7 separate regions of the Homo sapiens genome follow, and all the other regions are linked to region 1. Evidence: chromatin loops called from intact Hi-C (ENCODE). Cell type or tissue: ascending aorta. All regions are shown on one strand. Region 1 overlaps NFIB-AS1 (NFIB antisense RNA 1). Region 2 overlaps LOC101929507 (a long non-coding RNA gene). Region 3 has its middle 61 kb from the start of SNORD137. Region 4 overlaps LOC105375977 (a long non-coding RNA gene). Region 5 overlaps LINC01235 (long intergenic non-protein coding RNA 1235). Region 6 has its middle 220 kb from the start of LINC00583. Region 7 has its middle 140 kb from the start of LINC01235.

Region 1 (4,000 bases):
AATGATCGTGGTGCCAACTGCACTCAAGGAACACCTCAAACCTTCTTTTCTCACCTCCCATCCTACGCTGATGGCCCTATACTGTTCACACATTGTTTCCTGATTTAATTTCTGTACTTGCTTTAGAACTTATTCAGCTATCTCCAGCCCTTTCTGTCTATCCTAGATGACAACTTCTCCTAGAAAGAGTTTCTGTCTGATGAACTCAAACTTAAGAAGCCTCCCTTGCAAAGACTGTGACTGAATTTTAGAAGGTATCTCAGGCATTTTGGGTGGTGAGCATGTTGTCCTGTCCTTCTCACCATTTTTCAAATCAAGTGGCTTGTGTCTCATTGCTTTACAGATAAAGAAACTGAGGCACAGATTCCTTCCTATGCAGGCCTTTGAAAAGCAGCTACTATGTTTACATAGATTCCAAGGGACTTGACTTACTAAAAGGCATACATGGATCTGAGAGCAGAGTGTGCCACAGACCCCGGGTCTCTTGATTTGAGGTCCCATTTGCCCACAGTTCTGACGGAAGTATATAGCTAACAATAAACTACTGTTGAGTGAGCATCAACTGTGCACCAGACCACGTACCATGCCAGATATGTTACATAAGTCATCTTTGCAGCAACGCTAAAGAGCATCATTAACCCCAATAAAATTTTAAAAATAAAATCATAAAAGGAACACATGCGTAAATCCAGATACTTCAAATAATAGAAAACAGCATAAAATGAAAGTAAAAGTCTCCTACCCTGCTCCGTCTCCTGGAATTACACTGATTTTTTCATTTTTTTTTGGTGATGTATTTGTATATATAATAGATGTTATCATTATTTTATGAGTGTGGAGTTGGGAGGCTCACCACCAAGATAACAAACCATGGCTACCTGTCTCCGGGCTCAGCACTTCCCGGTACTCTACATTAGCTAAGATGAACGTGGAAATAAAGAAGTGAGCGAGGCCACAGGTAAAAAGAAGAGTCGGGTCAGAATTGACATCACCGCTTCTTTTGCACTGTTCCTCCTGCCCCTGCCTGGCTCCTGAGACCACAGGCTCCCTCAGTGTATGTAATCTGATGATCTTCTATGGTGGCTGCATTTCTTCCAGGCCTTGGTGCAATTGGACAAGCAAGTGTTTCCATGCTCTGTCACCCGGGCCCTCAGTGCTGTTTCTACGCTGTACTAGGTCTGGTCCTGAGGCAAGCCTCTAAGCTTTAGATTTCACTGCTTATCTCTCAGCGTTGTTGAGAGGCTCCAATAACAGACAGGGAAAGGACTGTGTAAACTTGGAATCTCTCTATGTAAACATACAGCTGCTTTTCAAAGGCCTGCATAGGAAGGACCCTGTAGCCTTTCCCTCTGGAACAGAGGAGTTTCAGGAGTCTTTGTGAAAGAGTACGTTTTTGACATCTGAGGGTTTGCATTGTGTCCGTTTGTGTCTATAGGGGCAGGGTTAGGAGTATGTCTTAAAGTAGAAGAGGATGCTCATTTATTACTGAATCTTTGGAATCAGGAGACTTTGGCAAGGGTCAAGTGGATTTCTTTCTGCTGGAGGGCACACAGAGGCAAGCTGGTGGGGTTACAAGGAGGCAGTTATCCTGCTTGGGGTGCACCATGGGTTGGTGAGAATGGCAGAGGTATGGTGAAGGTGCTGCAGCCTGTCCCTTTGGGTAGGTAGCTACTACCAAAGGCTGTCCTTAGACTGTAGGGGCAGACAGAGGGTGGTGAGGGATAGGTCCAGGCCGCGTGAGCTTCCCAGACATGTTATTTAATTTGTGATTGTTTTTGTGCGTGGAAAGGGGAGGGATATTAGAGGATAGATGTGACAGTTCTTCTGGGAAGCTGGTCCTGTTCTATAGGGTTCTTCATTCAGGAAGAATAGCCAAAAACATCCTGAGTTCAGAGGCCTGCAAGTGAGAACAAATGGTGGACCACTGCTAGGGTGTCCTTGGCAGAGCGGGGGAGCTCCTGGAGAGGGGTCTCTGAACTGCTGCATCCCTGCACCCTGAGAATCTGAGCATGAGGAGGAAGCAGAAAATGGCTTTAAGGCGAATGAAGGGGGCTGGGGAGTGGGCTGGTTCCAATGAGAGAAACTGAAAGGAGGGAAGTCAGATTTTTCTTGACGGCCCAGTCTGGCTTCATTCTTCAATACCTGTCAGGACAAAGGCTGCTGCGCCCCCTGGTGTCCGACTGGCCGCCGATGCCTGCGAGCTGACGTGGAGACCCGCAGGCGGTGAGACCCGGGGACCAGCTGGAGGAGTCCACGGGTCAGATGCCTTTTCTTCCATTTGCTAAGGGAGTTGAAGTTGAAATAGCCGTTGCTTTGTCCGTTCTAGAGTCCAAATAGAGACTCTAGTGGAGAGCGAGAGGGGTTTTGTCTTTTTTTTTTTTTTTTTTTGCATGCAATTGAGGCTGACAGGACAATGCCTGTTTAGAAGTAGCCTGGTGCAGTGGAAAGTACGCTCATCTGAAAGAAAAGACCTGCATTTTAGGTGGAGAGCTGATCTGGGGCAAATCACTTAAAATGTTCCAACCTCCCCTTCCTTCTCTAAAAACCAAAGGGGTTACAGTAAGATGTCTGTAAGGTGTTGTCTGAACTCTAATGTTGATTGGGATTGATTAAATCACTAATACACCGCACCCTATTTTCTCAGAGCCTTGCAAATTTGACATTATTTTTTCAATCTACAGGCAGGTGCAAATGTTATGTTTCAGCATCATGAGTTCCCTAATTGTGAGCAAAGATTTTAGTGTCTCCTTTCCTTTTAAAAATAAAAAAATAGCTCTTTTGAGCACAGAACCTCCCTCACCACCACCTTTTGTGGAGCCTCCTGCAAGAAAGCTGCAGAGTGAACAGGGCTTCAGTCTCTGCTCTGTTTCTTTTAAAAATAAAGTACTAAAGTATTGTGCTGGAAATTCTGCTACTAAGTGTTACATGTGGTAGGTGTGAATATATGCTTCAATAGTTCCAGGCACAAGACCAAAATCTTCCCCAGAATTAGCAGAGTTTTCAGCTATAATCTGGCTAACATTTTTCTACAAATAGGTACAAAGACCAATTTGAGAGTACGGTCTCTCTAAGGGGCTACATGGTTGGGTTTCCATTGAAATTTAGGGCCATCCCTTGTACAGTCAGGTGAATTTTTAAGTGGGATCAGCCCTGGGGAATAATTATGTAGTCGCTGAGGGTTTTTCTCTCCTAAAATCTCCAAATCTAGTTTCTGAGGTGAGCAGTCAGTTATACCTCATGGCAATTTTTTCCTTCAGCATTGCATTTAAATGGTTATCTCTATGTAATGGGTACTCTGTGTGTGTGTGTGTGTGTGTGTGTGTGTGTGTGTGTAGAAATGGATTGTCCCGTGAAGGATCACTTGAACAGCAACCTTAGCTTTACAGATGTGAAGGGAGTGTGTAGCCCTTGTCCTGTTGTGAACACTGTCACTATTCCTTGTGCGGCAGGGGAGGAGCAGGTCTCTCTAAATGAGAGAAGCGAACCAGAGGAAGAACAGCAGCACAAATGAGATGACCTATAGCAACCGACCCCTGCTTCAGGGATGGGGAGATGCTGTGTGTGTGTGAGCATGTTTGGGTTGGAGTAAGCACAGTGACTTGGAACACTGCACCCCTCCCCAAAGGGAAAAGCTGTGTTACAGGCTGAACTGTGCCACTCCAAAATCACCCTTGATACCTCAGAATGTGACTGTATTTGGAGATAGGGCCTTTAAGGGGGTACTTAAGTTATTATGAAGTGGGCCCTAATCCAGTATGACTGGTGGAGTCCCTGTAAGAAGTGATTAGGACACAGACATGTATAGAGGGAAGACCATATGAAGACGGAGTAGGTAGCCATCTACAAAGAAAGAGGCCTCGGAAGAAACCAACCCTGCTGACAACTTGATCTCAGACTTGAGCCCCTAGAATTGTGAGAAAATAAATTTCTGCTGTTTAAGCCACCCAATCTGCAGTATTTTGTAATGGCAAGCGCAGCAAACCAATACAACAAGATGATA
Region 2 (4,000 bases), 340 kb before region 1:
ACCCATCTCGGCCTCTCAAAGTGTTAAGAGTTACAGGTGTGAGCCACCACATCCCACCCAGTGCCATTTTTTTCCTTCATTGGAAGGGTGACTTTTCCTTCCTAATTCCTGTTCTAAACCCCTCAGTCCTTCTTGGCATGAAATACCTACTGTTGTTTGGCCAGGGAAAGTCATAAAGAGTATAAACAACAATTTGCTTTCCAAATACTTTATACTCATAGATATCCCATCAATTACAGTTCTTTATACCAAGCAATGGGTCACTTTCTTTTCTGCACACAGTGCACTGTTCTTTCCCAAAAGGGACATGGCACGTAACTGGCACAATTGACTCATGACCTTTTTAAATATTTTGTTTTGTTGCTGTTTTCCTCCTGGAGGAACTCACCCCTAAAGCAACATTATAGCTCTGACTTAGAAGTTTGAATTAGGGAATTTAAAATGTCATTTTATAAACGCACCTAGGGTCAATTCAGTCTTAAAAAAAATAGACACTAACATTAAGACTAAATAAAGGGTAAGATGGGATGGCAAGCTGACATCTCAGGGTGTGAACGCTTTCAACCAGCTTCACAGAGTCTTGTTTTGTTTTGTTTTTTATTTTGCTATCTCCATCTATGTTCATTTGTGTGGAATATTTAAACAGTAATACATTTCCTAAACTTTTGTTAATACAAAGGAATTTCTAACTCCTATCCAAAACCATTACAACAGTAACTAAGATTGTATTATGTCAATGAATGTGTTAGCTACAAATTATTAATTTTTTCTAGGCATAAATAATGGACATAAATTTGGAGAAATCCTATCAGAAAAGAAAACAGAAATTTAATAAAGGGAATATGCCACCTTCCATTTAATATAGGACATTTGCCAAAACAAGATAAGCATGCTAACCAGAATTTCAACACTTTCTAGGTGTTAGAAATGTTCACCTTTATTGCTAATATGTAAGTCCTCCTCTTTCACCTCCTAAGCTCATGCCAAGGCTGAGAGCTACACTGCAGTGATTGGGGAGCTACTATCCTGGCCTTGAAAGATAATCACCCTCTGCACAGCTAAGCATTTGGCAAAGCCATGGATTCAGGAGCACCGAAGAGCTCTGAAATAGTAATATTTTAATTATTGCTTTTTTAAACATATGCTTAAATTGCATTTTCCAGCTAAGAAGCAGTTTCAACTATCATTCATATCTCACTCACAAAAGAAGGTTCTCAGGCCAACTTGGCAGCTTTGAGCAATTCGGCTGATCTGGAAATCTTTCAGCTCCCCAGTTAGAATCCTTCATGTTCAAATCCAGGTGTCAAAACTTTTACTGAGTGACAGAACTACTGCTTAACGGCCACTCTCACCTGCTACTGTCACTGAGATATAACTACCACTATGTTTAGAGCTACCTCAGGAAGAGGATTGTCAAGCCATATGTTGCAAAGTCACTGCTACATGTCTCTTAGCTGTTTCAGTCAGTACAACTGTGAGATTTCTCACCCAGCAGCAGCTTTGAGTCCATTAGATAGATCAGTTAAACCAGGGATTTAGCTCAGGACTAACAGCACATTAGGCCAATCCATATACCTAGAGTGACCGCACACTCACTTTGCTGGGATAGCCCTGGTCTATGCGTATTGTCAAAATACAATTATCAATACTGCCCACTTCCACTGTCAAAGTTGTACCAGTTTGGATAACTATAATATATGGTCACTTGGACAATACCTATTAAAGACCAAGAGACCAGGTTGAGATATATCTTAATGCAAACACCCACACTAATAGGCTTCATAGCTCACCTCACCTCCCTCCTGGCAGTTGCCAGAAATTCCACTGTTAAATCTTCAAGCCATAGCGTATTGTACTTTAGTACTTATCAAAGTGTCTGACACGAAGTATTTATCCATTTTGTGAAATGGAAAATGTCAAATCACAAGGCATATTGCTCATTCATACAATCAAAAGAGTATTTATTGTATCTCTACTGTTTGCAGGCATTGCGCTAGGAGCTGGGGATCTACAATGAAGCAGGTATAATTACTGTCCTGAAGGAGATAACAGGCTCATGGGATAGTCTGATTTAAAATACAGTTTTAGTGAGATCAGTGGTATAAATCTCATGTACTGTAGGAGTATACAGAAGGGCCAACTCATCCAGCCTTGAGAAATCTAGGGAGACTTCTTGGAAAACGGGGACATACAACTAAAGGAGAGGAAATAAGATAGAGCCAGGTTCTTTTCTACATTTTATGTGCAAAGGCACATTAAGAGACCTGAAAGTCTTCAGCATGGCTGGAGTGAGGACAGAAGTAGTGAGGGATGAGGCTGGCAGCAGGAGGCAGAGGAGCACAGGGAAGGCCATATATGCCACATTAAGAAGATAGACTTTATCCTGGGGTCATAGAGAGCCAGAACAAGGTTTTACATAGAAAAGCGACTTGATCAGATTTGATCTTACAGTGGTATCTCTGGCTGCCATCTTATGACTATAGGTAGTATGTTTGCTCTTAGGCAAAGAAGAGGACATCACTTTTGTGTTTTATTTGAATGCTCTGAATCTCTATGGAGAACATTCTCCTTCATCAAGTCAACCATAACTCAATAGTGAGACATTCTGGAGCTCCAGGGCTTATTTTTCTGGTGCCTTTGGCCAAACCACACTAGGCTGACTTGTACCTCAATTTTCTAGTCTGTAAAATATGGACTGTTGTATTCATCTTTCACATGGGGTGATGTGAGGAAACGCTAATGAGAAGCAGCCAACTTAGAAAACAAGTATTACAGAAATGCTTAATAAGTCCAAATAGCCAAGAAAGATGAAATGTGTGTGTTCAAGTGTTCAAGTGTGCAGTAGAAGTGTTTCAACTATAGATTTAATGATGTGGAGGCTCATTTTCACTAGGGCTGTCTGTACCAGCTTAAATCTGAGCCTGGGGTGGCAGCCCTGCTCACCAATTAAGAGCAGGTGACAATCTGAAACCATCCTGCTTAAGATATTTCAAGAGACCAAACATTTAGTTTTAAAAGAGTTACCAATAATAATAGCCATCATTTATTGAGAGCTGGCTATGTGCAACATGCTGCTCTAAGTATTTTGCAAGCATTCACTCATTAGTTCTTTACAACAGAAAGTTATAATTCTTCCCCATTGTATTTTTTGTCTGAATACTTGAGTTTGAAGAAATTAAGTCTGCCCATCCAGAAAGCAACAGAGCTTGAATTATAACCCAGGCTTGTAAAAGTCCAGGTTTATTCTCATAACCTCTGCACTGCTCTGCTAAAAACTATTAAAAGGCCTCTGGCACTGCCATCTTCTTGCTGGTGTGTTCCCACTCCTACCCATCCCCATGGCTCATATCATCACTGGCATGTGAAGTTGCTGTTTCTAGAATGTGAGTCAGTCAAGATAGACAAGTTAATTTATTTTAGTGGATATGTGTCAGTGACACTATTTTTAAAAAGTACATCATGACAACTTGCACATAACACAAAATCTCTTCATTGGGCTGAACCAATATGACCCTGAAAGGGAGTGAGTGATCTGTCCCACTGTACATGTTCCCTCAAGAGTGCCCCTCAGCAATTGGTGGTTCACATCTGCATATTCAACAATGTAAGAAAAATTTAGCTACTTTTCTGAGAAATGGATCAAACAGTGGAGAACAGAAATATTACTTAGATAAGTCCCTTTGGGGCATAGATTGGTAAATCCTATCATTTCTTCTTGCCATATCACATACCAAAGAAAATTGATTGTGATGATTGTATTACCAAACAGTACTTTTTACATCAAGAGCACACCAACATTTAAAACTGAGCCCCATGCAAGTTCTACAACTATACTTCAGGAATTTCACAGATATGATTTAAATTCATTTTTAAATAGATTTCTTAAGGTATTTTAAGGCTTATTCTAATTAATTTTATCTAATTTATATATTTAATTATAAATAAATTAATAATTATTAATGTATTTAATTATGACTTATTTTTAAGACAATTCTAAAAC
Region 3 (4,000 bases), 1.3 Mb before region 1:
TTTTAGGTCATGTAAATATAGAGCAATTTAGGCAGAGAATAATTTCAATTATTGACCACAAGAATTGTTTGTTTGTTTGTTTTAAAGAAAGATTTTTTTCTTTTCTCTCAAAATGGTACTGTGACCATAAAGACATTTTCCTATAAATTCATAAAGAAAATAAAGATAGTTTGGTGCTTAACACTCGAGACACCTGGAGGTAAAATAAATAGTTGCCAAGGATTGTATTTACAATTATATTTTATATGAAGTAACACATGGTCTTATTAGCTTCAGTTTAATATAATTCTCCCTGCAAATGTCAGTGGAAGTGAAAAGAATCTTCCAAAGAAGCTGAACCGGAAGCCGATATGCTTACAAGCATGGGCGTTGGGTTGTGTTTTGATTTGGTAGGGAAAGTAATGGAAAACTCTGGGCTTCCTAGGTCCCTCTTCCTTGACGTATAGGCCACAGTGATTTGGCAAAAGCAGAACTGAAGCAGAACTTTCTGAATTTTTTCAGCGGTAGTATATGACCCCATTATACACACCAACTGTGTGGGCTGAGCACGTGTGAGCAATGGAAGTGAACAACCTAACACAAGATGAGACAAGGATGATTTAGTGAAGAGTCGCAACGCCTTGAGAACATAGCCATAAAGCAGGTTTATTTTCCCAATCATTGTTAACAAATATGCTCTGCTCATTAAGATCACATTTTTTTTTCAAGCTTGTTAGCTCATCTGATCATATAAATTTTCACTTGTTTTATGTCATTAGAGGAGTTCCTTTTTCCCGCTCCGGCGCCTCATTGTTGGAGCAGGGCCATCTCCACATGGGACTTCAGGGAGGGAGGCTGCCGCTCTCCCTGAACGCTGCGATCGCTGAGGCCTAGAGGCTGGGTATGAACACAAGTGTTCTTCCAGCTTCCTACTACCTGCTGTTTTTGAGTCTAAAATTATCAGAGATTGTTCATATTTATTCATTTATTTTTGAGATAGAGTCTCACTCTGTCGCCCAGGCTGGAGTGCAATGGCACAGTCTCGGCTCACTGCAACCTCTGCCTGCCGGGTTCAAGCAATTCTCCTGCCTCAGCCTCCTGAGCAGCTGGGATCACAGGCGTGCGCCACCATGCCCAGCTAATTTTTTGTATTTTTAGTCCAGACAGGGTTTCATGAGGCTGGTCAGGCTGGTCTCAAACTCCTGACCTCGTGATCTGCCCACCTCGGCCTCCCAAAGTGCTGGGATTACAGTCATGAGCCACTGCGCCTGGCCCTAATATTTATTATATGCATGACCCTGAAGTGGCCAGGAAAAGCTGAGATTGGGAGGTAAACCAGACAAATGAAACTATAACAGGGCCAGGATTAGAAATCTCCTCCCAAATTCCCACTTCATGGCTCAACTACTAACTAAAACCCTGGTGCTCCTCTGAGCAATAGGAAGTTAAGTAAATTTTCCAAAGCCATTAAGAAAGCTATGCTTGTTTAAACTCTCAGTGTAACCTGAAATAGTTTGAAACAACTGTTTAGAAAAAGTGGGGAATAAACGCTATAGAGGGAAAGTAGGAAATAATAACATAGATAAACAGGCAATAAACAAGAAAATGGCTTTTGTATCAAAGACAGACAGAAAACATTTTTTTCTTGATGGTTCACTTTCCACACATGGAAGTTAAGCTTAACAAAAGAAGAACTGTTTTCTGTCTTTCCCATCTTTATCTGTATCCCTCGGCACCAACAGTAGTACCTACCACACAACTGGCTCTCAATAAATAATTTGAATCAATGAATCAATTGATAATTTTGGCCAGATTTTTAAATAGATTATGGACAAAATTGATACGAGTAATAGTGATACAGCGGTAGTACCTGGCACATAATTGGCTCTCAATAAATAATTTGAATCAATCAACCAATTAATAATTTTAGCCAGATTTTAAAGAGGTTATGGACAAGTGATACAAGTAATAGGATCAACACAGGTTTTCAATACAATAATTAGATTATAGCACTGAACGTCTCTGTCAAATATTAAATGCTCTCATTTAGCTTCCAGATGTTCTTTTCATTCCTGCATTAGAATATTTATCAGACTGCTGTAGCCATTTGTTCACATGTCTGTCTGCCCCACTAGACCACCACGCCTGCCTTTCTCCTGCTTGTATGTGTCTGGCACATAGCGTTCAATAAATATTTGATGAGTGAAGGAACAAATAATAGGTACCTGGAGAGCAAACATTCCAGATGCGTTACTAATTGAGATGTCAGAAATCCTTCAACTTTTCGATGAAAAAACAACCGTAGGGTAATATGCTTCTCAAGGTTTCTCAGGCCCGATGAACGATTTTGGTTTATTTTTCCATTCCTCAAATGCAGTGGCGGGGAAAAACGCGTTTCTTCCGCTGAAGTTACAGAGATGAGCACATGATGGCGCTCGCGCTGCACCGTAAACCCAGAAGCAGCTGAGCAGTGTGGATCCCTGGGCTCCTCCACGTCCCTCCCTCTCCTCTTCTGCCCCCATTCTTCTGCTGTTTCCCCTCCGATCCTCCCTCCTACCCATCCATTCAAGCTCCATACATATTAACAGTTGCCAAGAAGCTGTCAGAACGGAACTGGGGTACTGTCCACCTGAAGCTGGTATTTTCTTTGTTCTGTGACAGGCCAAATTCTGTGTACTCCTTTTTTTTTTTTTTTTAGAAGAACATTTTGAATGCTGTTTAAATTGTGTATCTGTAGTTCAGGATAGTTATTTTTACTTTGCCCTTCATTGGCCCCTGCAAGTACCTATCCTTCCTAAGCAAAATAACCAAGAGAGCAAATGGTGTCCTAAGTCATTATAATCCCCTCAGCTAGGGAAATTGAAACCTAAGCCTTTGCCAACATATACAGAAGAAGTAGACAGTTACAGACGATTGCTACGTTCAGTGCAGATTGGAAAAGTTGGAGAACAAAAATAAGTTACATGATAATCACTTACCTGTTAAGAATTAAAAGTGAGTTTAGAAAGTAGATAACTAATGCAGTTTTAAAAAATGGAAAGAGTAGCCCGGCATGGTGGCTTGTGCCTGTAGTCCCAGCTGCTACAGAGTCTGAGCAGGGAGGATCACTTGAGCCCAGGAGGTCGAGGCTGCCGTGAGACATGATCACGCTACTGCACTTTAGCCTGGGTGGATGACAGAGAGACCCTATCTCAAAAAAAAAAAAAAAAAAGAAAGAAAGAAAGGGAATGGGGATAGAAGTTTTTAATTCAGTCTTTAAAGTGGGGTTTTCTTTTCTTTTTGATTGAGGCAAGCATTATATACGAGGGCTTGCTCCAAGGTTTATGTTTTGTTATAATTTACATTTAATAAAGTGTATTCATTTAAGGAAATAATCCAGTGAGTTTTGACAAATGTGTATACACTAATGTAAAACACTGCCACAATCAAGACGCATGACTTTTCCAATGCGTGAGAATGTTTCCTCATGATCTCTCAGGCCAGTCCCTGCCCTCACTGGTTTCTATTACCTGAGAACACTTCTACCTGACTTTGACCTTCATGTAAATGGACTCACACAGTATACATGCGTTTTTTGTGTCTGGCTTCTTTTGCCCAATATATTTTTGATGTTCATCCACACTGTAGAGTGCATTTGTACTTTATTCTTTTATTGCTGAATAGTGTTCAACTATATGAACATAATTTTTTATTCGTTTTCTTCGTAAATCCTTAAAATGTTTCCAGTTTTGACTACTATCACTAAAGCTTCCATAAACATTCTTATATATGTATTTGTGTGGATATATGCTTTCTTTTATTTAGGTGAATACCTAAGAGTGGAATTGCTGGGTCATAGGGAAGTTGTAGGTGTTTAATATTACAAGACACTGCCAACATTTTTCAAAGTGGTGGTGTTCCTTTCCTAGGAATTCCATAACAAAATACCAAAAACTGGGTGGATCAGAACAAGAGAAATTTATTCTCTGAGTTCAGGAGTCCAGGAGTCCAGTATCAAGGTGTTCTCAGAGCCACACTCCCT
Region 4 (4,000 bases), 910 kb before region 1:
AGTAAGACCCGCAGGGAGGATGTGAAGGCTGCTTAGTGGGAAGCCTGTTTAGAATATGGGGAAGTAAAAAATGAAATGGGTCTTGAAGGATTCCGAGTCTAATCAGGCTGTGGATATTCCTAACCTTCTTAAAATCTAAAAATAAAAAAAAAAGATAAAATTGCAATTATTTTTAATCCCCAAAGAAGATCATAGATCCCATCTTGAAATTCTGTTACATAAAAGACAGGTAGTTCTAAACATAGACATTTTTAAACTACCCATCAGAAACTGGGTGAGAAGCAGTGCATTGGAGTGAAAGTACAGGCAAGTGCTCATGATTAGAAATTAGCACTAGGCAGTTCATGAGGGAGCTAAGGTGAACCACATTCACAATTTTGGTTAAGAAAGCCTAAAATGCTAACTATCACTATCTGAATGATGTTTAGCATTGTTGGCTCTTCTCTTCTGTGTCTTTCATTTTTGTTTCTAAACATAATTGAATTCTTTTTCTCTTCACTTAATATTAGAATGAACTATGTGACATTTACAGTTTGGCATTTTTGACTTACAAAAATATAATTTATATAGTTCGGCCTAACAATTCTGATAATCTAATTTCTTGTGATTGTTAGAGTCAAGTATTACTTTTATTTTGTTTGTTTTGTTTCTTTTCCTCTGCTTCCACATTTAGTCATCCTTCATATTTTAATGCCTGTTGACATTTTGGAAAAGTGAGTATTTGGTTAAATGAAAAGAAACCATTTAAAACCTGTGTTTAATGTGCACTCTAAATTAGATCATTTTCCCTTCAATTCTATTCAGAGGGCCTCTGTATAGAGCTCAGTTTTCCAGATCATTTGGCTACTGCACATATTAGGGCCAGGATGTCATTTTGATGGCCTCAAGGCCTCTACTTCTCTTCAAGTTTTGAAAAAAGGGCAACTTGATTTTAAAAATAATCCATGTAAAATAATTAGGGTCAGAGAGACAAATGTGTTCATAAGCTCTATTCCAGAAAGTGATCCTTTCATAAACTCAGTTCTCCCGAGGGTGGGGAAGGGAGTTTCCATAAAGTATTGTCCATATGCTTCCTAACGTGTGGGAAAGGGAAAGAATGGCTCTTTCCTCCTCTGTTCTCTAGGAGGGGTCATGCATTCTGGAAAATAATGCAGAGTGGTACAGGCTGAAGCGGAGCGGAGAGGACACTGTTTCAAGATTCCTGCGCCAGCTCCTTCGTTGTTATAGAAGTTGGACTAAATAAAAGGGTAAGGACTATCTGAATGAGAATCTAAAATAGCCAATGCTATGAGAGTTTATTCTAGTGAGAGATTTTCAGCGTGTTCTCCAGATTTTAGGGGAAGAAGACATGAATGGAGAAATTAAAGACCAGATGTATTTTATCTCCTCTGTTGCAATTGGACAGCAGAAAAAGCGGAGCCCAACACACATCATCAGTTTAGGAATAGCAATCAAAAGGAGTTTTAAAAATTTTTATATAACATGGCACAAGTAATGTGTTCATAAAAATCCCAGTTCTATTTTACTTCCCTGGCATATAACAGCTTTAATTTATATTAGTTTAAAAAGTCATGTTGGCATAACTCCTGAATATGAGTTTTGCTTAAAAAAATTTCCATAGCATCACTAGGAACTAAAAATATTAATCTTCATATATCTCAAAATAATAATAACGCACCTTTATACTATTCTTTATAATTACTAAAACTAGAAAAAAATAATATTTATTTTGAAACCAATAGGTGGTGCTATAAATTTCCATATTTTAATTCAAAGCAATATGTTCATTTTACTTTCCATTCCTCAGCGGCATTAGAAATATTCCTAATTATCACAGTATGATTTTTTATGGCAAAAAAAATCCTGCAGTTAGCCACTGCGATCTGTCTCTTTTCCAACAGAAAACTGACTATAACTCAGAGTGAAAGATAAAGGGAATCTACACAATTTTTGACAGAAAAGTAAATTTATGGAAACAGATCCATATATCATTCTTTGTGGTCTCTGTTTTTTTCCCGTAGTTCTTCAACTAATAGGAATGCTATGGAAGAACATAATTTAAATGTTTAATTTAATATTTCATTGTATGAACTCTCCCTAGGGGCTAGATTTATATAAAAAGCCATAACCACAGTAGTGATAGATCACAATTCTGTATTATGGACTCCCAGAATCATGGATCACAGCTTAGAGAACCTTAGAGATCAGGCAGCTGCAGATGAGACAACTGACAAAATAAAAGCCGAAAGTGCTAGAAATAGGCACTTGATATTTGTCATCATGGGAACCAACATGTTTCTGGTATAAGAGCAGTTCTGAACATTGGAAGACACTGACAAATGAAAATCCAAATTCTATTGCATCTTTCAAGTGTAAATAGTATTTTCACACTGACATGTTTCCTTAATGTATATACCCTGAAGATATACATCTAAATCCTTTCCTTCTGTTAGAAAAGCTATGGAAATCTTTCACAACTTCTCTCTCTCTTTCTCTGTGTGTGTGTGTATGCATGTGAGTGCACACATGTTATAAAACTGGTATGTTGAAGAAACATAAGAAGTTCAATGAGATCTTGTAAAAATGCCAAAAAGGACTATGGCAGCTGCAACTAGCTGCAATATCAACCCTATCATTCCTCAAACATCTGGGTGATTTCCACCTCTCTTCTTCCAGATGTTTTGGTATCTTGTGGAGATAGCCTTAAACACTTGTCAGTATTGAATGAGCAGCCTCGTTTCTTATTGGGAGATGTGTTTGTAGAAGACATTATAATTTGCAAACGATTACACTGTGTGCAGCAGACAGTTTCCTCCTTCCCACCGGGAGACCTTTCTGTGCTGGCTAGTTATTTCCTGCTTCCCCAAGGCTTGCTTTTTTCTGCCCTTCAGGGATCAGCTGCCTCCTCCTGGCTTAGCTGGTAGAGATTGGACTGAACCAACTGTTAAATAGTCATTTTTATATTCAAAAAATATTTTGTAATATTGAAGATACAAAAAAGAGGAAAGCATGTCTTAAGAGTAGAAGTAAGAGTCCCTTAGGAGACATTAATAGAAATGTGGGAAAAGGAGTTGAGATCTTATTCTATGCTATGCTGCAGAAAATTCAACTGGAGCATTATGTTCAAGACTGAGCACCGCATTTCAAAATGGGTTTTGACAAATCAGGGCACAACTGAATGGAAGTAGCAAGAATGATGAAGAGACATGATATGCCATATGAAAAATGGTTTAAGGAACTGCAGACTTTTAGTTTGAATAAGAGAATATTGGTGAGGTTTAGTAGGGTTGGATATGATAACTGTCTCCCAGTAATTGACAAGCTGTCATATGGAAAAGACATTAAAGATATTAGATGTAATTTTAGCATACTTATCAAGGATTAATAGAAAGAAGTTGCCATTTGGCATCTGATTTCACTGTCAAGATATTAGCATGAGATGTAAATAGCTTTCTTTCACTATTATAAAGTGAAATACAACACAAAATGAATCCAGCTATAAATTGAAGTGAAATAGACTTAAATAAGCATGGCGTGTTTGGGCACAATAGCAAAAATAAACTTCTTAAAAATTGATCTATTCAGTAAATATTTATTGTACACCTATAATGTACCAGGTATTTTTCTAGGCAGAGGAAATAAAGCAGTGGACAAAATAAAGTTTTTGCTCTTACAGAGCTTTCACTTGTAGCTGAGGGGTATGGAGTCAATAAATAGAGGAACAAAAATATGCAATATATCAGGAGGTGCTAAGTGCTATAAAGAGAAAAGGATAAAGAGGTGGAGTGCTATTTTGGATAGAGAAATTGATCAACACTACCTGTACATTTGAGGCAGAGGCTGATGAGAGCAGATCACAGAAAATGTTCCAGTAGAGACTGGTTAATCAATTTGGGAGGGATAAAGTATTGGCACATATTTCTTTCTGTGCTTATCTACCCCACTAGCTTATACGTTTATTTTGAGCATGGGTAAAATGGGATGAGGAATACATATTTCT
Region 5 (4,000 bases), 930 kb before region 1:
TTCTTTCTCTTTCTTTCTTTCTTTCTTTTCTCTTTCTTTCTTTCTTTTTCTTTCTTTTTTTTTTTTAAGACAGAATCTCATTCTGTCACCCAGGCTGGAGTGCAGTGGCAGAATCTTGGCTCACTGCAACCTCTGCCTCCCAGGTTCAAGGCTCTCGTGCCTCAGCCTCCTGAGTAGCTTAGGACTGCAGGTGTGCACCACCTTGCCTGGCTATTTTTTTTTTTTTTTTTGTATTTTTAGTAGAGACGGGGTTTTGCCATGTTGGCCAGGCTTGTCGTGAACTCCTGGCCTCAAGTGATCTGCCCACCTCGGCCTCCCAAACTTCTGGGATTACAGGCACGAGCCACTGCATCCAGTCTTGAATCCTTATTTCAAATAGTGTCTACTTTTCAGTTTTCTGATCAAAGTCATCAGTATTCAGAGCTTCGCTGGATTACTATGGTGCATATTTTTCCCCAGGAAATAAAATAATCAGTTACATTGTTCCATTCCCATAAGACCTTCTCTTGTTTATTGAGCAGGAATAGCAACATTGGATGTTTATTATGTACCAGGCATTCTGCTAAAGCATGTTATATATATATTATCTCAAGGCAACCTCAACCACCCAATGAGGTAGAGGTGTCCCATTATTCCCTTTTTACAAATGAGGAAATTGAGCATCACTGAGTTTAAGTGGTTTGCCTTAGTCACTCAGTTTATAAATGACAGAGGTAAGGTTTGAATCCAGAAGACCTGTCTGACGCCAAAGCTACAGTTTTAACTTAATGTTTGAAAAATTCAACTTTAAAAAGAGAATTCGTATTTTAAAAGAATTCATGAAATAAGAACATTCCTGAAAAGGTTGCATGCCAGGATATACTGTAATTCAACAATAATTACATTGTTAAACAAGGAAGAACTCATCATAAAAAGATTCTCTGTGGCTATGACAACAATTATGGATGCTTTAAGAAATCAGTAATTTCCTAAATTAAGATACAAAGTTTAAGATGCAGGGATAGTTCTTTAAACAAAAGTGGTTCACTTCTCAAAGATGAAGGATACATATATTTTGAGGCAGTGTATGGGGGGCTGGGGTGAGGAGACAGAAAGGGAAAGAGAGGAGTGAAATATTCTATCTAGGTAACCTTTAACAAAATTGCAAGTTTGTTTTCAAAGTTTATACGGTAAGAGGGTACGGTGGAAGAAAGACCTCATCGTTAAGGCAGAGAACATCCACAGAGCAAGATCTTGTCTCTGTAGGGCTATATTGCTTCCTTTCTAAAAAAAAGAAAGGTTTTCCTTCACAGTGCATTTACGTCAAAATTCTAAAACCTCTCACATGAGCCTATCACATCAACCTTGTCAAGTCTCACTTGTTGAAATGAGTGGGATTTGAAAACTTCTGAGTGTGCTATTACATTTTCCATTTATGTTCAGGGAATATGGCTGTGTGAAAAGGAGGCCAAGAGTTGTGGGGGTGGTGGATTTGAGGGAGAGACAACTCTAAATGAGTGAAACCAAATAGATTGATTGTTTCAGGTGGTGGAGGGTAGTCTCCAAGAAGGATTGGGCAAGGACTTTGAGAAGAAAATGCATTTTACTTTTTACATTTTTAACATTTATTGCCCTCACTAAACTACATGTTACATCAAATATCAGAGTTTAAATAAAAGAATCCAATGTTTCTTTGCTTCAAAACTGTAAACAATTTACAACTGATCTATTTATTCTCGATGAAATAACAATAGATACTTCTTTTTATTTTCTTCTTGTCTTTTTTAGAGCTCAAGAGACAAGGAAGCATCATGTAGAAATTTGATATTTCCATTAAGATTTCTCAGCTTCTGGAAAACAAATTTGATATTTGTGTCAGGTTGGAGAAAATGCAACCCTAAACCTAACCTTAATTATATTTTAACCCTAACCCAAATTCTGTGTAATAGAGGGTACTAGGCAAGGGAATGACCAGATGTTTTTTAGAGAGGGCAGAAGTTGTTTACTGATGTTAGAAAATTCACGTAACTTGGGCAGGAGAGGTGGCTCACGCCTGTAGTCCCAGCACTTTGGGAGGCTGAGGCTGGCGGATCACCTGAAGCCGAGAGTTCGAGAAAATTCATGTAACTATCCACTTCTAAAATTCTTAGCATTTGTATTGCTATCATTATAAGTGAACATCTTTCAGGTTTACCAAAAAGCTTAGCCATTTTTTAATCAAAATTTAATTTGGTGAAGATGTTTTTTAAATAAGTAAACAAATTTCTGATTGATAGAGATCAAATGTTTTCCCCTAGTAGCCAGTAGAGGGAGCTGTTGGCATTTGATTTGGCATTATAACTCGACCTGGAAGTTCCCTTAATTAATTCAATGTTTGAAATCAAACCACAGTTTAAATGTAATGATATTAATATGCAAGAATAGACGTGTAAACGTGGAGATTTTCCATTCCCATTAAACTTTCTACACAACCACAGATTTCTGGTTCTTCTGTGGGCCCCTTTTAGAGAGCTTATGTTATAGAAATGTTGGCTGCTGTAAATTAAAGCTGCTCAGAATTGAGTTCATGTACCTAGGCAATGATTCAACATTTCTGAGACTGATTGCAAGTCAAGAAAGAAAGCAGCTTCTTCCTCCAGCTCATAAAAAAAGAAAGCAAAAAAAGATGTTTGACCTAGAATTATACTTGAAGTTTTCAAAAGAAAAATTGTATGTATTAGGTTGATAATAAGTTTGATTATCTCTAATCCAGGAGGAAGAATCCTCTGTAGTTAATGTTCTGGGTATATTTGATGCCGTCCTTGTGGTGAAATATAGCATATTGATTTTTCTTATATTCCCTTCACCCCAAGTTCATTTCCACAGCTATAGTTTAAAAAGCAGTTATTCACAGCCTAGTGTTTAAAATATACTTCTCCTTTTTGTAATAGGTTTAAGCTAAAATGGATTATAAGTAATAATTTCCAAGCACTTCACCAAGTATTATCTTTATCTCAATAAACCTTAATATATAATGTACACATAAACTGCAGTTGTAACTATCTGCAGATAACCTAGCAGACAGCCGGGGAAAGGATTACTCTGATAGTAGTACTTCTCAACCAGCCTCGGAATTCAGTTGTAAACCCCCTAGGTAAGAGAAAGTTTGAAGAGAGAGTTGGAAATAATCATTCTGATTCACTTAAATGTTTCCCCTCCCTAATGTAAACATAAAAATAAACTATTGCATATTTAAATATATGATATTAAAGACATGAAATCTTACCAAACTTGAAATAGAAAATTACTCTAAAAGATAAAGAAAGCAGTGTTCTGTTTTGATACGGATTAACAGATGAACATTAAGCTCTCTACCCGATCGTCACCGATAGATTTAAGATTACTCCTTAAGGCTACACTGAAAGCATACTAGAAATAATAGGGTTAATTGTGTTCTGAGTACATAAAGAAGTGCCACTTTCTGGGGACAGTATGCCACATTGCAATTGGCAAACTAAATGCTAAACCAAAATCACTTCCCCTGTTCACAAAACATGTGGAGCTTCTTGGAAAGAAAAAAAAGGTGTTTTTTAACTGAGTGGGGACAGTGTTCTGTGCTATTTCCAGGAAGTGTGTATTTTCTCAAATCACTTATGCTTTTTAATCTGTTGGACCTGGTCTATGTTTTGTGTTGATTTCTGGGCCTTCCAATCAAAATTAATTTTGCTATTCTTTCTGAGAGAACTTTTTAGAACGAAAAATGAACCTCTCATACAGTTGAAAGACAAGGACCAAAAGTGCTGTATTATACTTCTTGAATGGTTGAAATCTAGTTGGAACAAAACCCCCCAGCACTATTAAAAATATAATTTTAGGTGAAATTTCATTCCATATGAAGCATTAATTTTAATAGAGACTTATATATAAGCTCTCATTTGAATAATAATGTAAAATTAAATTTAAATTGTAAATAACGTCCAGATACTAGTTGTTTCCTGGCTCAAATTCTTTAGCACATATGGTGCTAGCATAAGCTTGTGCC
Region 6 (4,000 bases), 650 kb before region 1:
TATGATCACTATCCTTCAGCCAATACTGGGACAGGACTAAGTTGTCTTTGAAGCCTTCTTATCCCCCAGACCCCTTTCCTCTCTTCTAGTCTCTCATTCTAACCCCTAGCTATCAATGTCTCTTTTGAGGAGTTCATCCTATAGAAAGGATTCTTATACTCATTAGATTGTTAACTGTCCCTTGCTAAAGTGGTAACTGAAACATGCAGTATGGTATTGATGAGAAAAGTTGTAGATTTGAACCCAACTTTGCCTCTTATTGGAAACTTACTAAGCTCTGTTCCCTAAATTTCTCATTTATAAAATAAAGTTCATGATAGGACCTTGTAAGTGTATTATAATTAAATATTAACATCAATTTAATGCTCATAATTTAGCCAACTTAAGTTTGGATCACAGCTCCACCTTGGGCTCATAACTTAGACTGTCTGAGTATCAGTTTATCTTCAGCAGAATGGAGATAACAGTATCTATTTTTTAGTAATGTTGTTTTGATGACATAAGATAGCAGTGTAAAATGCCTTGATCATAGCTAACTCTGAAGGAATGTTAACTTCTTTGCCCATCCCTGTTAATTACAGGTTTTTCCAAAATAATGCAGTAGGGCGTATGCCTTTCGGAAACTATATTGCCTTTTAGAGGGCAATTTCAATGGACAACAACTTTTAGACCCAAGGAATTTACTGTAATGGTTGAATAGCAGGCAATGAAGACTAAATTTTGGGATAGAGAGCTATGCTCCTATAATCACAATCTACAAGTAGATATTTCTCTAATGCTAAAATGTTGCCTTACTTTCCACATATTTCCAGAAGCCCTGATCTCTACATTTCTGAATCTAAAAAGATCCATGATTCATCATGTCTAGAAATGGCTGGTCAAATATTCCTCACTCATCACAGACTACTGTAACTCTTTAAAAGGAATATTAACAATGATGGCTCCTCCCTCTCTCTTCCAATTGTGACCATTTCCACCTCATACTGCAGCACTTTCATACTACATTGTAATTAGTATTTGATCTATCTGTGCTACCTGTCTACTTTGAGGTCTTTGCCAGTCTATTCACCCTTGTGTCTCTAGCACCAATCACAGTTTCCAGCATAAAATATGTATTCTATTAATATTTATTAAATGAATAATACATCTGATGAGCACTAAACTTGGTTAAGCACAATGCTTGATTTAATCACACAATAATATTTTGAAATAGGTATTATTATCCTTCCTAATTTAGAGACCACAGCACTAAGTCTCAGAGGACTGCTGCCTTTGCAAGTTGATCTGTCACAGGTGGCAAAGATGGGATTTTAAGTCAGGTTTGTTTGGCTCAGTGATGTGCTAATAAAGGTTTAACAACCAGCTTTCCAGGAATCAAAAGCCCTTCTTTGTAGCATGTGCCAATAACTATGGTGTAAATTTTAAGCTACCAAGGTAACATCGGTGGGTTTGCAACATTCCTGAAATTTAACATTTGGCTACAAACTGACTTCATAATACCACTGGTTAGACTGCAAATGTGGGCTATTTCCAGCTTAGCCAACGCTGGTAGTCAGGTTCCTGTCTTAGTGACTTAGGATCCTAGCAATTGCTGCAGCACAGTCATCCACTATAACCTTTGACTGCTGATAATCTCTGTATTCCAGACTGTTTTGCAGCTGGTCACATGACTGACAAGTCCATTCATCAGGAATGTTCTTCCTTCACCCGAGGCCAGCCATCCACTTCAGCTTTTAGACATGAATTAAGCAGAACAGAGGTTTTTAAAGTAAATGCTTTAAGATATGCTAGTCTTCTGATTTCCCCCAACCCTAAAAAATAATTGGACAAAAGCAATACCCTGTTGGGTTGAGAATTTATAAGGGAGGGCTTCTTTGAGATGTACAGTTGTTTTGAGACTGAAATGGCAGTCGATAAGTTGTGTTCGTGTTGAAATAACAATGTAATTATGTGAAGCTGCTTATCTTTAGTATCTTCAGGCAGAAAAAATGTTTAGAAAACCTCACTGAGTCCCCAAAGTTTTCCAGGGATTGTCTGAGACGCCTTGGAATGCTAGCAGAATCCACACAGGCTGATTAGAGGGGAAGCTTTCAGCACTCTTAAAAACTCTCACGTTATTTTCTCCCTTGGGAAGCTGCTGAAGAACATGTTGTATTGGGAGTGCAAAGCCGCTAGGTCAATGGAATCATTTCTTTGTGACTTGGGGATTTCTCAGAGCCAGCAATGTTATCCAAGCTTCATCCCTGTGACTGAGGAGAATTGCATCAGCTGCTCACGGGATACCAGATCTCAGTACGACATCTATTTAAGCAATGCCCTGCATGGCAGATGTCAGAGTGCAGTTACTGGATGCACGTGTGACTGAGTACAGTGAAGCCTGGTTTATTCTCTTGGGCTTACTAGCAAGTTTCAAAAAATATTTGGAAAAAAAGTTGTGTTACAGTAATATGACTGTCAGGAAGAAAATTAGAATTATCTTTGTGTCCTATGTGTATAAAAGTTAGTTGTATGTGGTTCTTTGTGCATATTTGTAAAAATGCATGTGACATAGATGCAAAAAAGATAGGCAGTAGTGAACAGGTGTCTTCAGCTTAATGTCAAGCAACAATTTTTGTCCCAGCTCTGCTTCTATCTAACTCTGTGTCTTGAAATCACCACTTAGTGTTTCTTGTCCTTAATTATCTTGAATAGAAACACAGGGGTTTGAAATCTATGGAGTCATTTCCTTCTTTTTTAAAAATTCCTAGGTTACAGGAAATGAAATTAAGCAACAATCTTATTTCAAAAGCATCTTGAACAAGAAAACTTTCAAAAGAAATAAATGAATGATATTCAAATAATAGTATTTTTTAGAAAAAGTATTAATTTAGGATTTAAGAAAAACTCTGGTGATTTTTTTCCTTTTGGCCAAGGCTATATCCACATACATCTGGATAAAAGTGAAAAAGAAAATATGCCAATCACCCAGATGGTTCTAAGTGTTTGATATCTGTCATCATGCAGGCCAAACACCTGGGTGATTGTGTTCATTTTCACCCTTCAGCCAGATGTTTTGAAACCACGGAGGTATGTCTTACATAAAAAAAAATTAAGCAGAATGGGGTGCAGTAAGAGGTAGAAAAAGAAGAAAATCAGCAATTTTTGAGCACCTACTCCCTGTCAGACACTTTCTTTCGTATTTTAATCCTCATAAGAACTCCATGAGGCATTATCTCCAACTTATAGATAAGGAAACTGAGGCTTGGAAATCTAAATTATTTGCCAATGTCACATATCTAAGAAGTAGTAAAGCTAGGATTTGAATTCTGTATTATAGAAAAAAATATTAGAAATAAATGCAATTAAGTTACAGGTAATGAAATTAGAGCTGAGAAAGAGTGCCTGCGTAAATAACACATACATGTAGATATTGAAACAGACGTAACTACTGCTACTGTTATTCATCTTAAGAACTTTTTACTCCAAGTCTATAACAAATGCCCATAGAAGGAGTAAGCAAAACCAGCCTAGAAGAACTGGCCCACTGTTGGACAGGTCTCTTGGTTGTGCCATGTATTTCTTTGGCTCCAACCACGTAGTAAAATTGAACACAATTGTCTCATTAATTGTTTTACCTCCCTTAAGTTAGGAATCTTGGATGATTTTGTAAAACTACCTAGTTTATTATACAAGTGTATGTAGAATAGCGTGCAAATATATGTGTGATGATTTACTAGGAAGAAGATTCTGAATATTTGATTTTATAACTCATTGTAAATAACCTGGGGGGTAAACTTCCCTGTATACAGCAGAAGGCAAGTTGGCCCATCCCAAGGTTCTCAACAATGGCTTTATCTTTGGGGAAATAATGAATCAGACTATTCCTCCATTATATGCCAAGAAACATAAGTTCCTGAGCCCACATGGAAAGGGAACTGAAAGCACCCTTTGCACGACTCTGCTTATATGGTAATACTGCTGACTCACATCCAGGGCAAAAATGCCCTGCTCTTACCCAGAC
Region 7 (4,000 bases), 780 kb before region 1:
TGTCCTATCTCTATGAAAGATGACTTTCACATTCTCCAGTTTGGGCTGGTCACTGATGAAGTCACTGCTGGAAATGGCTCAGCCGTGCTGGGCAGCAGAGGGGGCAGATGTCTTTCTGTTTTATTCTTCATTTTTAATGTGCCCCGTGGCAAGCCTTAGTTCCTTCTCTCTGTTGGTCTTGAACCTTTACCTTTATTCTTCGCTTACTCCCATTGTTTTTTTTTCCTGCTGTCACTTACGGTGGGCTCGGGGAACAATGTTGCAGGAACATAGAGCTTTTGAGGGAAATGTAAATCGCCGGCGACACTGAGTCCCGTCTGTTTTCTCATCGGAAAGCAGCATTTCAGAGAGCTGAACTGGCGACACTGCTTGGCGAAGACACGCCGAGTTCAGGAATATTCCCTGTTCCCAGGCCCTGGTTGTGTCGAAGTGGGACTTTCTGAAGAGGGGGCACTCTGGGAGAGACGGGAGCAAAGGGGCACTTTCAGAAGCAGATGCTCCTGGCTTCGGAAGGAAAGCTGCTCTAATCGGAGTTCAGCCGTCTAGCAGACAATCCACAGCTTTGGAGAGAGACAAACAAAAAAGAGTCTCTTAGTCTAGTGCATAAATGTAAGAGGCTTGTCTTAAGTGTGTGTGCAGGACTCTAGCAGGGCTAAAAATGTTATGCAGAGTTTAAAGTGAGGCATTGTTTAGGTTTTAATGAAGGCAACCAATTTTTAACAACAGAAGTTCTGTTGCTGAATCCCCCTCCCCTTCGCCCTCAACATTCAGTTCCTCTGCCCCTGCACCTGCTTTCATTTTTGGCTTCTTGGCACTGATGTTCACAGAGACATCAGCTGGCAGTGGCAAACCGCTAAAAGCTCCCCTGCAATGCAGCTCTGCAAATGCCAGCCATTTATCCACTGGTGCATGCCAGCTTAACGTAAGGTCTCCCTTTCTCCCTCCAGCCCCAGCCCCCTCGGCCCCCCAGTTTTACTTCCAAATGACAGTAAATGATCCAAAGTGAGCAGTGGTTTGGCCCTTTGAGTATCCATTAAGTGTGGCCACATCTATTTGCTGCATCTATTTGCTGTGATTATAATATTTTGATCCAAAGAGTGTTGCAGAAAATTTAGATGACAATACTATTTCTTCTGTTCAATAAAGAGCTATTGGCCCACAGGCTCATTTCTCTCTCCCCAGCAGATGGTGGGATAGTTTCTTGAGGTCTCTTTGACTTGAAATAGCCTTTTTGTTTTTGTTGCTTATTGAGAGCCAGTTGCCCCAAATTTATTGAATAAAGACATCCACTTTTCAGTTTAAGCTAAGCTCCAATAGATAAATACTGACTTGGAATTGGGGACTGATGGACAAGCTGGAAAGGCAAAGGGGCTGTTGGAAGTTAAGTATTCAGCACAAGGCTTTGCAGTTTCAAAAACGATGCTTTTAAGTTCTCCATTCACCACAACAATTCTGGCTGTATACTGAGAGAGTGTGAGAAATCTGTGAGAAATTCGACATATATTTATTTTTCTTGGAAATTAGAGAATATCTTCACAGTGTACACTCTGAAGGGCTTTTGTTTTGTTTTGTTGTGTTTTTAATGATCTAAACCATCTGGGGAGTTGATAAAGGATGTGATTTTTACAAGCTGAGTTAGCAAAGCCTATTGCTAAATCCCAAACCTTTATCCAGCCTACAGATAAAACCAGGGTGGGAGAGCTTCCCTTCCAGCTCTGAAACACTATGATCCCACGTATGCCAAATGTTTTAGTATCTGGGTGGTAAGAAAAATAGAGAACTGACTAAGGGAGCCTGGCCCAAGGATCCAGAAATGGACATTACTTTTTCTTCTTCTTTTTTTTTTTAAGATTGGTGGAGATCACAAATTTCCAGAAAATGTGTCTGAAAAATAAGCCAGCATCATATTTTATCTGGGGCCTTTATGGTCTTTTTTTATCCAGGGACAGGAATTAGCACTTGCCAGTATTTCTTAGTCATCTACTTCTCAAATCTGGAGTCCAAAACCTGTCTTATAATACTAGACACAGCAGGTTCCCACGTAGAATTACAGAAGTGCTTTAATTGTACCAGTCGTCTTGCAATAACCATGATCTTATACAAGAATGTCTGTGTACTTGGAGTTTATGACAAATGTCCAGTTAGGCTTCTCAGGGTTCACAGTCAGCATTTGGGCCAGCCATGTGAATGAGATAGAAAAATCAGGAAATTCATTCCCAGAAACAGACTGTACACTGCCAGTGTTATTATGTCATGTTTTTAGACTCAACCCTGTCTTTTATTTTTATTTTTTTGAGACACAGTCTTACTCTGTCACGCAGGCTGGAGTGCAGTGGCAAGATCTCAGCTCACTGCAACCTCCACCTCTGAGTTCAAGTGGTTTTCTTGCCTCAGCCTCCCAAGTAGCTGGGATTACAGGCACGAGCCACCACACCTGGCTAATTTTGATTTTGTCTTTTTGTGTGTTTGTTTGTTTTTACTAGAGACAGGGTTTCACCATGTTGGCCAGGCTGGTCTTGAACTCCTGATCTCAGCCTCGACCTCCCAAAGTGCTAGGTCGTGAGCCACTGTGCCCAACCCAACCCTGTCTTTTCTCTGAGTTCATTCTCCTCTTTTCTAGTTATCCACTGTAAGGTACACAAGACTGAACTGAAAGTTACTCCTTTCTATTTGAACACAAGCATGATGCAAGTTATAAGTTGCTCATGGTACCTAACTAGAAGTCTGACACTATTTCCAAGGCTTGTTCATCCATGAATTGCTATTCTCTATGAGACCTGTGTGTTAATAAATCAATATTTAATTAATAGCTATCACATGCTGCTTATATGTTTTTCAAACATAGGTAAATTGTGTCAGAAATGTCATTTTAATACTTCATCTGGCTGGGCGCGGTGGGTCACGTCTGTAATCCCAGTACTTTGGGAGGCCAAGGCGGGTGGATTGCTAGAGCTCAGGAGTTTGAGACCAGACTGGGCAGCATGGCAAGACCTTGTCTCTACCAAAAATGCAAAAAACTTAGCTAGTTATGGTGGCATGCACCTGTAGTCCCAGCTACTTGGGGGGCTGAGGCAGGAGAATGACTTGAGCCTGGGAGGTCAAGGCTGTAGTGAGCCAAGATCGTGCCACTGCACTCCAGCCTGGGTGACAGAGAGACCCTGTCTCAAGAAAAAAACAAAACAAAACAAAAACAACTTAATGTCTAAGATGCTTTTGAAATTAAGGATCCAGCTAAACATTCAGGGGTTTCCCCCTTCTGCTGGATGGAGCCATGTTACATTGAAGAAACCCAGGAAGCTAGAGCTGGAGCTAGAGCTGGGGGTAACTGTTACAAGCATTTCACAAGTAATGCGAAGTCTTCCAAGTAATGTGGAAGACTTTTGGTAATACTGCTGACTTTCACAGTTGTTTGCTTATTTCACAAAGCCAAAGAGCTATATTACCCTGTATTCCTCACTGTAGCTCTGATGTGTTTCCAATACTAGAAGAAGGAGTATAATAGGCGATGGGCCATAGCATAGCATATCAGAACTTCCACACCTAAAATGTCCTTCAAATGATTTTTCAAAGTCCTTTAGCCTCTCTGAAACTTGGGTTTCTCATCTGCAAAATGGGAATGAAATTATATTGACTCTTGCCAATTCACAGGCTTGTTGTAAGGAACAAATTAATCTTTATTAACTTTAGATCACTATACAAATGTTCATTATTATAACTATTATTTGTGTTACTGCTTTGTAAACCACACAAGGCTATATGATTGCCAGTTATAATAATTATTATTTACATTAGAATTGTGTTGGCAATGCCTTACCAAATCTGGCCTTCTTCCTCTTTTCCCTAATTCAGAGTGGCTCCATCCAAACAGTTGAATGAGCTTTGACACCACCCTCTCCCTCATTTCTCATATTTTATCTATCTTAACTTCTATTGATTTTGAACTTCTTCAAGCTGAAGGAATTTAGGGCAACACATTGTATTCAGATCTGATGTGTAGTGG

Evidence for each region. A loop is a pair of places that touch in the nucleus more often than their neighbours do. Peaks named below come from ENCODE experiments on the same cell type or tissue, not always from the same donor. Only the 100,000 strongest peaks of a DNase experiment are listed, where the experiment ranks them.
Region 2: a loop joins it to region 1, with 3 times the contacts of the local background. A loop is called at or near these places in 6 of 110 quality-filtered maps.
Region 3: it touches region 1 in a loop (3-fold over the local background); 10 of 110 quality-filtered maps call a loop at or near these places.
Region 4: it touches region 1 in a loop (3-fold over the local background); 46 of 110 quality-filtered maps call a loop at or near these places.
Region 5: it touches region 1 in a loop (7-fold over the local background); 82 of 110 quality-filtered maps call a loop at or near these places.
Region 6: a loop joins it to region 1, with 2.0 times the contacts of the local background. A loop is called at or near these places in 5 of 110 quality-filtered maps.
Region 7: a loop joins it to region 1, with 3 times the contacts of the local background. A loop is called at or near these places in 12 of 110 quality-filtered maps.

Annotation. Positions count from the first base shown.
Region 1 is chr9:14,351,485-14,355,484 of GRCh38, forward strand. All of the region lies in intron 1 of NFIB-AS1 (NFIB antisense RNA 1), which reads left to right. It also overlaps a transcript of NFIB not described here. Among named protein-coding and RNA genes, the nearest start is that of NFIB-AS1, 36 kb to the left of the region's middle. In ascending aorta, a CTCF peak has its summit at 2,185 (motif pointing left); a DNase peak (open chromatin) is centred at 2,167; H3K4me3 peaks cover 2,751 bases; H3K27ac peaks cover 3,844 bases.
Region 2 is chr9:14,011,000-14,014,999 of GRCh38, forward strand. All of the region lies in intron 2 of LOC101929507 (a long non-coding RNA gene), which reads right to left. Among named protein-coding and RNA genes, the nearest start is that of LINC00583, 85 kb to the left of the region's middle. In ascending aorta, no CTCF peak of the experiment used is centred here; no DNase peak of the experiment used is centred here.
Region 3 is chr9:13,031,967-13,035,966 of GRCh38, forward strand. It overlaps the pseudogene LOC100130801. Among named protein-coding and RNA genes, the nearest start is that of SNORD137, 61 kb to the left of the region's middle. In ascending aorta, a CTCF peak has its summit at 2,413 (motif pointing right); a DNase peak (open chromatin) is centred at 2,415; H3K4me3 peaks cover 955 bases.
Region 4 is chr9:13,445,347-13,449,346 of GRCh38, forward strand. LOC105375977 (a long non-coding RNA gene) reads left to right here. Exons shown (of 4, transcript XR_929484.3): 3 at 1,124-1,247. Among named protein-coding and RNA genes, the nearest start is that of LINC01235, 16 kb to the left of the region's middle. In ascending aorta, CTCF peaks have their summits at 1,749 (motif pointing right) and 1,948; no DNase peak of the experiment used is centred here; H3K4me3 peaks cover 79 bases.
Region 5 is chr9:13,425,433-13,429,432 of GRCh38, forward strand. The region is part of intron 1 of LINC01235 (long intergenic non-protein coding RNA 1235); the gene reads right to left. Among named protein-coding and RNA genes, the nearest start is that of LINC01235, 3.9 kb to the right of the region's middle. In ascending aorta, a CTCF peak has its summit at 2,281 (motif pointing right); no DNase peak of the experiment used is centred here.
Region 6 is chr9:13,703,934-13,707,933 of GRCh38, forward strand. No RefSeq gene overlaps it. Among named protein-coding and RNA genes, the nearest start is that of LINC00583, 220 kb to the right of the region's middle. In ascending aorta, no CTCF peak of the experiment used is centred here; a DNase peak (open chromatin) is centred at 2,258; H3K27ac peaks cover 1,307 bases.
Region 7 is chr9:13,568,583-13,572,582 of GRCh38, forward strand. No RefSeq gene overlaps it. Among named protein-coding and RNA genes, the nearest start is that of LINC01235, 140 kb to the left of the region's middle. In ascending aorta, no CTCF peak of the experiment used is centred here; DNase peaks (open chromatin) are centred at 66 and 2,195; H3K4me3 peaks cover 1,165 bases; H3K27ac peaks cover 2,986 bases.